2 separate regions of the Homo sapiens genome follow, and region 2 is linked to region 1. The links are chromatin contacts, found by Hi-C or POLR2A ChIA-PET in ENCODE. All regions are on one chromosome and are shown on one strand. The core of a region is the stretch at or near the end of the contact, and the rest is flanking DNA. Distances in the headings are between cores, read along the strand shown.

The links. Hi-C counts contacts between places; a loop is a spot of excess contacts on that map. ChIA-PET counts read pairs that join two places held with the same protein, here RNA polymerase II (POLR2A). Pooled maps may share reads with other maps.
Region 2: a loop to region 1 is called in a map of HCT116, with 2.3 times the contacts of the local background. The contact joins two enhancer-like sites. A Hi-C loop is called at or near these places in 1 of 168 maps with a recorded cell type or tissue (HCT116) and 2 of 50 pooled maps. POLR2A ChIA-PET finds 5 or more read pairs at or near these places in 1 of 52 experiments (OCI-LY7).

Annotation. Positions count from the first base shown.
Region 1 is chr1:51,265,638-51,270,805 of GRCh38, forward strand. RNF11 (ring finger protein 11) reads left to right here. Exons shown (of 3, transcript NM_014372.5): 2 at 4,319-4,488. Among named protein-coding and RNA genes, the nearest start is that of RNF11, 32 kb to the left of the region's middle. RefSeq lists a silencer at 1-214. Within about 2 kb of position 2,599, at least 2 of the 41 ENCODE cell types and tissues checked have a DNase peak (open chromatin) inside an H3K27ac peak, as active enhancers do.
Region 2 is chr1:50,871,402-50,876,569 of GRCh38, forward strand. The region is part of intron 1 of FAF1 (Fas associated factor 1); the gene reads right to left. Among named protein-coding and RNA genes, the nearest start is that of FAF1, 86 kb to the right of the region's middle. RefSeq lists an enhancer at 2,256-2,550. Within about 2 kb of position 2,155, at least 3 of the 41 ENCODE cell types and tissues checked have a DNase peak (open chromatin) inside an H3K27ac peak, as active enhancers do.

The DNA of each region.
Region 1 (5,168 bases), core at 1,349-3,848:
TCTCCTAATCAACAACGAGGAAATGGTAGTTAGGTAAGACTGTATAAGACATTTAAGTAGATGATAGTGGAAAAGGGAAGAGAGGAAGTCAGAGGAATCAGGAAGGATGAGATGTCTATCTCCAGTGACTAGTGGTGTCATTAGAGAAGAGCCCATATATTAAGTAAGCCCTTATCTTGGTAAGTGCTTTACTTATCTGCTTATTCCTTACAATACTTTTTTTTTTTTTTTTTTAACAGAGTCTAGCTCTGTGGGCCAGGCTGGAGTGCAGTGGCGTGATCTCAGCTCACTGCAACCTCCGCCTCCCAGGTTCAAGCAATTCTCATGTCGCAGCCTCCAGAGTAGCTGGGATAACAGAGCTAAATGACTGCATCTGGCCTCCAACCCTTTATTAAGATAGGTATTTTGTCTGTTATGCTGATGAGGAACCTTAATGCTCAGAGATATTAAGAAGCTTGCGTAAGGCCACATACATAATTAAATACCAGAGCAGAAATTCCAGGGAATGCCTGTACTCTTTCCATTATGTATTTTTGTTCATTAACCTAGGTAGGGGGCATAGAAATTCTGAGTTTGAGAGGCATGTGGAAGGAAGTATATTTGGTTTGGTTTTGGACCTATTGAAGTTCCTGTGGGATGGGTAGGTGGAGTTTTGAAAGAGACAACAACCCAGGTATTTTCACTTGGGAGAATGTTGGGTGTAATTTATATCAAGTTTTCCTTTTTGGTTTTATTGTTATTTAATCCAAATCATTAGCAGTTTTTCTTTTTTTTTTCTTTTTGAGACAGCAGTTTTTCTTTTTCTTATTGTTATTTAATCCAAATCATTAGCAGTTTTTCTTTTTTCTTTTTCTTTCACTTTGTCACCCAGTCTGGAGTGTAGTGGTGTGATCTCGTCTCACTGTAGCTCAACCTCCTGGGCTCAAGCGATCCTGCTGCCTCAGTCCCCGAGGTAGCTGGGACTACAGGTGTACATCACCACTTCTGGCTAATTTTTGTATCTTTTATAGAGACGGGGTTTCACCATGTTGCCCAGGCTGGTCTCAAACTCCTGAGCTCAAGCTATCCGCCTGTCTTGGCCTTCCAAACTGCAAGGATTACAGGCGTGAGCCACTGTGCCAGGCGCATTAGCAATTTTTCATAGCATATCTACAAAGTTCTAATATGTATATAATGTATATTACAAGAACATAAGTGCTTTGATTTAGGTTATTCAGTTATATAATTATGTTGAGTCCCAACTGTGTGCCAGATACCGTGCTGAGTAGGTAGTAAACATTGGTAAGCAAAACAGACATAGCCCCTGCCCTTATCAGACTACCCACATAGCCCGGACACAGTGGCTCTCACCTGTAATCTCAGCACTTTGGGAGGCCAAGGCTAGAGGATCGCTTGAGGCCAGGAGTTTGGTCAGCCTGGTCAGCGAGACACTGTTTCTACCAAAACAAAAAAATTGCTGGGCATGGTGTTGTGTACCTGTAATCCCAGCTACTGGGGAGGCTGCAGTGGGAGGATTACTTGAGCCTAGAAGTTGGAGGTTGCAGTGAGATGTGTTTGTATACCTTTTGTCATTAGGTCCATATTTAGGCCCTGAAATAGGCTAATCAAAATATTTATTTATTTTTCATTTGTTTTCAGCTGGGGACGAAACACAGTAGCTTTGCAAATATAAAGTGGGAGCACAACCTAGCACTGGCGTTGGAGGTCCTCAAAACAGTCCCCAGGTTTGGTGATTCAATAGGAGGGCTCTTAGGACTTAGTATATAATCTTACTCACATCTATGATTTGTTACAGCAAAGAATCAAAGCAAAATCAGCTAAGGGGAAAGGTGCTTTGGTCTAAAGGGAACTAAGCACAAGCTTCCAAGAGTTATCTCCTAGTGGAGTCACACAGGACATGCTTAATTCCTTCAACATATATGAAAGGTTTTCTGCCAGAGAAGCTCATTTGGAGACTCAGTGCCCCAGGTACTGATTAGGCACCCACTGCCTAGCATATGACAAAATTCCTGATTCTCAGAGGGGAAGCAGGTGTTGAACATAAACCATATAGTGTTCGCAGATAGGGAATGGTGGGAACCACCCCCAAATCCATATCTTTTTTTGTTGTTAAGATGGAGTCTCTCTCTGTTGCCCAGGCTAGAGTACAGTGGCAAGATCTTGGCTCACTGCAACCTCTGCCTCCCGGGTTAAAGCAGTTCTCTTGCCTCAGCTTACTGAGTAGCTGGGATTACAGGCGTGCACCACCACGCCCAGCTAATTTTAGTATTTTTAGTAGAGATGGTGTTTTACCATGTTGGCCAGGCTGGTCTCGAACTCCTGACCTCAGGTGATACGCCTGCCTCGGCCTTTCAAAGTTCTGGGATTACACGCATGAGCTACCATGCCCAGCCATCACATCTTTTAAAATTGTTGTTTTTATACCCCTGTCTAATCTTCTACTCACTCAGTGTCTGTTAGCCAACAATTGAATCAGGATTCCATTTTGCTGCCTAGAAAATCAGTGGCTGTCTAGTTATGAAACAATTGATAACTCAGATATCAAGCCATTTTAAAACAAGTATCATGGGAATTAAAATTTAAAATTAGGCATGTGTGGTAAGAAGGGTGAGGCCACATTCATCTTTAAAATATCAGGAGGTCTTAGTCATTTCCTTTCCTCTATGGTTTTCTGAACCATGTAAACTGAAATTAGATTGTTCAATCATTTTAAATATCTAAAAGATATAGAGAGGGTTCCTTTGTTTTAACAAAAAAATACCAAAGGAGAAAATACACTCATAACGTGAATTAAAATATAGTTTTTATTTTCTTCTTTAATGTTTATTAATGTTTCCCCGTAAAGTAGAACTTTCCTTTTCTGTTCTGCTTTCTGTGTTCTCTACACGTATGTGAACCACAAGACTGAAGAAATCTAGCCTCTGAAAAACCCATAGTTGGAGTTTATTTTCTCTAAAACAATTTAGTTATTTTTGTTTGTTAGGTTCAAGGATTTAAGAGACCCTTTATATTATCTTAGTCTTAAACCAATTTGTTCCCAGTTTGCGTGTGGATGACAGCTCATCAAAACTGGTCAACTAGGACTGAGGCTAAGATTCAGGAAGGTAATTTAGACTGGAAATGGTAATTCAAGGGTTGAAGAACTCAGAGCTGGCAGAGATCACAACAGAGTCCAAGAGTTTGTAGTATTCAAAGAGAAGCCAGAAAGCCAGGACCAAAGCCAAGGACAGTAGCACTTAGCTTAAAGTCTGCAAAGCAGAGAATCATGATGGGGAGAATCATGACGTTGGGGAGATGTTAGAATAATTTACAAATATTGGCATTTACAAAGCTCTTAGTTATCTCATGATTATATCAACTCTTTAAAGTGGGTACTGTTATCTGCTTTATTCAAAGACATTAAGAGACTTGGTCCAAGCAATCACAGTAAGTAGCCGAGCTGAGACTGAAATCTTATAATTTAATTCTTCAGACTGAAAATCTCATCTTCTGAGATAGTAGTGTTTTTCAGACTGCTCTGTTGATTCTGAGGATTCTGCAAAGGTAACCAAGGTGAGGGCTTGGGGATGGGGAGCCTCATCCCTTCTAGGCCACACTCCATCCCAGCTTCATTCCATCAGAGTTGCTCAGTTTTAAATATTATTATAGGCCAGGCACCATGGCTCAACCCTGTGGCCCCACTACTCAGGAGGCTGAGGTTGGAGGATTGCTTGAGCCCAGGGGGTTGAGTTTACAGTAAGTTGTGTTTGTGCCACTGCACTTAAGCCTGGGCAACAGAGGGAGACCCTATCTCAAAAAAAGGTGGGGGTTATACACACGATTCCTTTGAATTGTTTTGTTGTGTAAAAAATCAGTTGGATTAGGAGCAGCAGAATTCTAATTTCAGTATTGTCAATTAGTGACTGTAGGCAAGCTTGGTCCTATGAAATGGGAAAGTTAGTCTTAGATAACTTTTAGATTTATTTTTGCCATAGTCCAGTCCATTTAAAAAGTTTTAAAAATTATTTTTAGAGATGAGGTCTTGCTATGTTGTCCAGGCTGGTCTCTTATCATGTGGAAATAGTTCATTTAACATTCCATGCCAGTTCAGTGAAGTCTGTGTTTATATCCTTTAGGCAGAATGAGAATGTTTTGGTGTGTGTATGTTTTATTCTAGTAGCTGAAGTTAAGGCAGGGTGAAACACAGTCATACAGCCAAACACTAGCCCAGCTTCCTACCCCTCCCAGGGCTCCCTTTCCCTTCTATCTCTGACCAAAAAATAAGCCCTCGAAAGGTTTTTAAAAAATAATCTTTTTCCTCTATATTTTAATATTTTAGGAACAAGTTCCAGTTCCAGTCTACCACCCAACACCTAGCCAGACTCGGCTAGCAACTCAGCTGACTGAAGAGGAACAAATTAGGATAGCTCAAAGAATAGGTCTTATACAACATCTGCCTAAAGGAGTTTATGACCCTGGAAGAGATGGATCAGAAAAAAAGATCCGGGAGTAAGTTTTAATTAATTTGTACATTTCAAAGTTTTATTTTCAGATTGCTTTTGAAAAATTTGCCTTTTCTCCTGCACTTTAGAAAGTCAGACATTTAATATATTGAAACACTTCGCTTAATGCAAGAGAATGTTTAATTTTTTTTCATAGCTCTATTACTGGCTACTAGCAAGAGAATGTTATGTAGTAATTAAGAATTTTCACAGGCCGAGCACAGTGGCTTATGCCTGTAATCCCAGCACTTTGGGAGGCTGAGGTCGGGGGATCACTTGAGGCCAGGAGTTCGAGACCAACCTGGCCAACATGGTGAAACCTCATCTCTACTGAAAATACGAAAATTAGCCAGGCATGGTGGCACGCGCCTGTAATCCCAACCACTTGGGAGGCTGAGGTGGGAGAATCACTTGAAACTCTGTCTCAAAAAGTAAAATAAAGTAAAATAAGAGAAAGTTAGTGTTAATGAAGAGAGCTTTAACTTACAGCAACCCAGTAAGTAGGCTGAAGTTAGTGTTTCTGTTTTTACAGTTATTAAAATGAAAATTATCTTACTCTAGGATTACTCTAAATAGCACAAGGAAACAAAGTTGCCCGAAGTTAGTGTTTCTGTTTTACAGTTACTAAAATGAAAATTGTCTTAGTCCAGGATTACACTAAATAGTGCAAGAAAACAAAGTTGATCT
Region 2 (5,168 bases), core at 905-3,404, 390 kb before region 1:
AAGTCAATGCCTGGCTTCAAAGCTTCAAAGGGCAGGCTGACTTTCTCATTAGGGGCTAATGCAGATGGTGACTTTCAACTGAAGCCAATGCTTATTGACCATTCTGAAAATCCTAGGTCTCTTCAGAATTATGCTAAATCTATTCTGCCTGTGCTCTCTAAATGGAACAACAAAGCCTGAATGACAGCACATCTCTTTACCATATGGGTTACTCAATATTTTAACCCAGCTTCTGGGACCTACTGCTTAGAAAAACAGATTCCTTTCAAACTATTACTATTCATTGACAATGCACTTGGTTACTCAAGAGCTCAGATAGAGATGTACAAAGAGATCAAAGTTGTTTTTCTGGCTGCTAACACAACATCGATTCTGTAGCTCATGGGTCAAGGATTATTTTTGAATTTCAAGTCTTGTTATTTAGAAAAACGAGGCGGGCGGATCACGAGGTCAGGAGATCGAGACCATCCTGGCTAACACGGTGAAACCCCGTCTCTACCAAAAATACAAAAAATTAGCCGGGCATAGTGGCGGGCGCCTGTAGTCCCAGCTACTCGGGAGGCTGAGGCAGGAGAATGGCATGAACCCGGGAGGCGGAGGTTGCAGTGAGCCGAGATTGCGCCACTGCACTCCAGCCTGGGCAACAGAGCCAGACTCCATCTCAAAAAAAAAAAAAAAAAAGAAAAAGAAAATACATTTCATAAAGCTATAATAGCTGCTGTAGATAGTGATTCCTCTTATGGATCTGGGCAAAGTACACTGAAAACTTTCTGGAAAGGATTCACCATTCTAGATGCCATTCATAATTCATGGGAAGAGGTCAAAATATCAACATCAACAAGAGTTTGGGAGAAGTTGATTCTCACCCTTATGGATAATTTTGAGGGATTCAAGACTTCAGCAGAGGAACTGCAGATATGGTGAAGACAGCAAGATAACTAGAATTAGAAGTGGAGTGTGAAGATATGCATGAATTGCTGCAATCTTATGATAAAACCTGAATAGATACGAAGTTGCTTCTTATGGATGAGCAAAAAAAGTGGTTTCTTGAGATGAAAATCTACTCCTGATGTAGATGCTGTGAACACTGTTGAAATGTAAACAAAGGATTTAGACTATGACATAACCTTAACTGATAAAGCAGCAGTAGGGTTTGAGAGGATTGACTCCAATTTTGAAAGAAGCTCTAGTTTGTGTAAAATGCTATCAAACAGGCTGGGCGCGGTGGCTCATGCCTATAATCCCAGCACTTTGGGAGGCCGAGGCAGGCAGAACACCTGAGGTCAGGAGTTCGAGACCAGGCTGCCCAACATGGTGAAACCCTATCTCTACTAAAAATACAAAAAAAAGTAGCTGGGTGTGGTGGTGGGTGCCTGTAATCCCAGCTACTCAGGAGGCTGAGGCAGGAGAATCGCTTGAACCTGGGAGGCGGAGTTGCAGTGAGCCGAGATTGCGCCACTGCACTCCAGCCTGGGCAACAACAGCGAAACTCCGTCTGGAAAAAAAAAAAAAATTGCTATCAAACAGCACTGCATGCTACACAGAAACCTCTCATGAAAGAAGGCCAACCAATGCAGCAAATGTAATTGTTGTCTTATTTTAAGAAATTGCTAGAGCCACCCCAACTTTCAGCAACCACTATCCTGATCAGTCAGCACCTATCAACGTTGAGGCAAGACCCTTCACCAGCAAAAAGATTAATACTTGCTGAAGGCTCAGGTGATAATTAGCATTTTTTTTAACAATAAAGTGTTTTAAAATTAAGGTACATGCTTTTCTTTTTAAGACATAATGCTACTGCACACTTAATGGGCTACATAATAGTGTAAATATAACTTATATGCACTGGGAAACCAAAAAATTAGTGACTCACTTTATTCAGATATCTACTTTACCGCATTGGTCGGGAACTGAGCCTAAAATAGTTCTCACTTTTTGAGGCTAACGATGCCTTTTTCCCCTATGGCCCTGGGTAAATGGTCACCTTTTTTACTGCTTCCCTGAATCTTCACGAAAATTTTACTAGACATTATTTGAAATGTACACGCCAGGCTTTTATAGCTCCTTCCTTGTATGACAAGACACCAGCAGGACTTACTTCCCCATCTGGGCAAGACAAACTTAAGAAAATGGCCAGAACCTGCAGATGGCGCCAAAAGCAACCTCTAGTGACACTCATTGTTCATTAGCATAAGATACTCCGACCAACACCATGATACTTTACAAATGCCACAACTCAGAAGTTACCACTCCTTTTCTAGGGATTTCTGAAAAACCTGTGCCTTAATTTGCATGTAATTAAAAGTGGGTGTAAATTATTAACCAACAGCCCACAAGGGCTCTCGGCACACTGCCTATAGGTTAGCCCTGCTCCGCAAGGTGGCAGTGTGAGTTTAATAAAGTTGCTGTGTTTCACTGCTGACTCATTCTTGAATTCTTTTCTGTGCAAAGCCAAGAAACCTCCCAGGCTAAGCAAATCTTGGGTCTCGCATACCCTGCATCATTGCTAGAGAACAGAGGTCTTATATCTCATCTCCAGGCATAAGACCAGTCTTCAGCCCCTAGTATCTACATCCAGTTGAGAGGGCCAGTTGCTGAAAGCAACTGTAGAAATGATGCAGGGTATGTGAGACCCAAAATTTGGGGCTTAGTCTGGGAGGTTCTGATAAAACCATTGCAATGACACTGATTTCCCTTTTTGGTTCTAGTACCTGACAATTGTCTATTTTTGCTTTCTAGCTTGACCATATTTAGTATTTTTGTTGTTAATACTTTATTCTACTGGCTGATTTTATTTAGTATTAAAGAGGGTCTTCAGTCTACCAGACCATTTGAAAGTCTATTGTTTATTATTTTCTTCATTCTGTCTTAAAACTAATTTCTTAAACATAAAAATAAAACCATCCCATACCCTGGTATACCCTCCATCAACACTTCATAATTTTAATATTTGCTATATGTTTTTAATTTATTGTTTTGAGACAGAGTCTCACTCTGTCACCTAGCCTAGAGTATAGTAGTGTGATCACAGCTCACTATAATACTGAACTCCTAAACTCAAGTGATCCTCCCACCTCAGCTCCCAAGTAGCTAGGACTACAGGCGAGCACCACCAAACCCAGCTAATTTCTTTACTTTTCGTAGAAATGGAGTCTCACTATTACCTAGGCTGGTCTTGAGGTACTGGTCTCATACAATCCACCTGCCTCAGTCTCCCAATGCACAAGGATTACTGGCATTAGCCACCATGCACAGCCAACTGCCCTATATATTTCAAACCCACTTTCTAAAAAAGTCAGAAATGTTTATAGATGATTTAAGTCTCCATCCCTTCTCCATCTTATTTTCTTTTCTTTCTTTTTTTTTTTTTTTTTTTTTTTTTTTTGGAGACAGGGTCTCACTCTGTCACCTGGGCTGGAGTGCAGTGGTGCAGTCACAGGTCACTGCAGCCTCAACCTCCCGAGCTCAAGCAGTTCTCCTGTCTCAGCCTGTAATGTAGCTGAGACTACAGCCATGGACCACCATGCCCAGCTAATCTTTGTTTTTCGTTTTCTGTTTTTGTAGAGACAGGGTTTTGCCATGTTGCCCAAGTTGGTATCTCATTTCTTTTCCTTCTTCCCTTCCCAGAAGTGTGAGAAAGTTATACCACCATGTTTTTTATATTTTTACATTATATATGAATTCATATTAAAGAATACTGAATTTTTTTGTTTTTCAAAGTATTCTATAAATCATACCAATCTGAATCTATTGTTTTGTTACAAAAGTAATGGTTTCCAGCTGTCCCTATACTCATTTATTTCTTATTTATTTCATTTTATTTATTTTCAGACTGTAGATTTTGGGGGTTTGTTGTTTTATTTATATATTTTAATTAACAAAAATTGAATATATTTATCACGTACAATATAATGTTTTGAAATATGTATACATTGTAGAATGGCTAAATGGGGCTAACATATGTATTACCCTACATATTTTAGCATTTTTTTGGTGAGAACACCTACAATCAACTCTCTACCCAACTTTCAAAAATATGATACATATATTCTTTTTTTCTTTTTTTTCTGAGACAGGGTCTTACTCTGTTGCCCAGGCTGGAGTGCAGTGGCACAGTCTCAGCTCACTGCAACCTCCCTCTCCCAGGTTCAAGCAATTCTCCTGTCTCAGCCTCCCAAGCAGCTGAGATTACAGGCACTTGCCACCATGCCCAACTAATTTTTGTATTTTTAATAGAGACGGGATTTCACCATGTTGGTCAGGCTGGTCTCGAACTCCTGATCTTGTGATCCACCCCCCTCGGCCTTCCAAAGTGCTGGGATTACAGGTGTGGGCCACTGCACCCAGCCTCTAATACATACATTCTTATTAAGTACTGTCATCATGTTATACAATACAGCTCATGAACTTACCCCCCTAACTGAAATTTTGTATCCTTTGACCAATACCTCCCCAACTCCCCAGACTCTAGTTTTGATAAAACCAGTCATTCAAATCCTCCTTTAACTATCACTACCATCCTTTTCCTCAAAAAGACAACTGGTTTAATTTCGTATGTGTGTTTTTGTGTTTTAACAAATAAGAATGCTCCAACTATTGCCCTGAAGCAGCTCACTGTCTAAGAGGACAAAAGCATGTAAACAATACTATAGTAGGATATGTGCTATAATAGTATGTAAAATGTGTAAAACGACTAAAAAGAGACAGTAAATGACCTACAGAAAATAAAGGTATGCATTCCAGAGGACACAGTACTTGAGCAGGCTTCGTGCTTCTCAAGATGAAATGGAGTACGTCAGGCAAATAAAAGGTGGAGAACATTCCATACAGAGAAAACATTATGGCCAAAGACACAGATGTATGAAATTAAGGTACGTTCTGGAAAGTAAAAGTAGGTCAAATCAAGAATACCTAGTACCCAGATCTTATTTTCTAATACCACTGTTCAATAAAAGGAACCAGTGTTCCTTGTAGAAATGGCTAATTCTAGGACTGATATTAGGAAGGCAATATACAAGACGAACCTGGAACACCTTGTAGTGCCAGAATGCAAGTAAGTGTTCAAATGTAAACACCACACATACATACACACGTACACTAATGATGGGGATACGACAAACGAATACGTCAAAGGGATATAAAGCTAACTGAACTCCCAATGGCCAAAG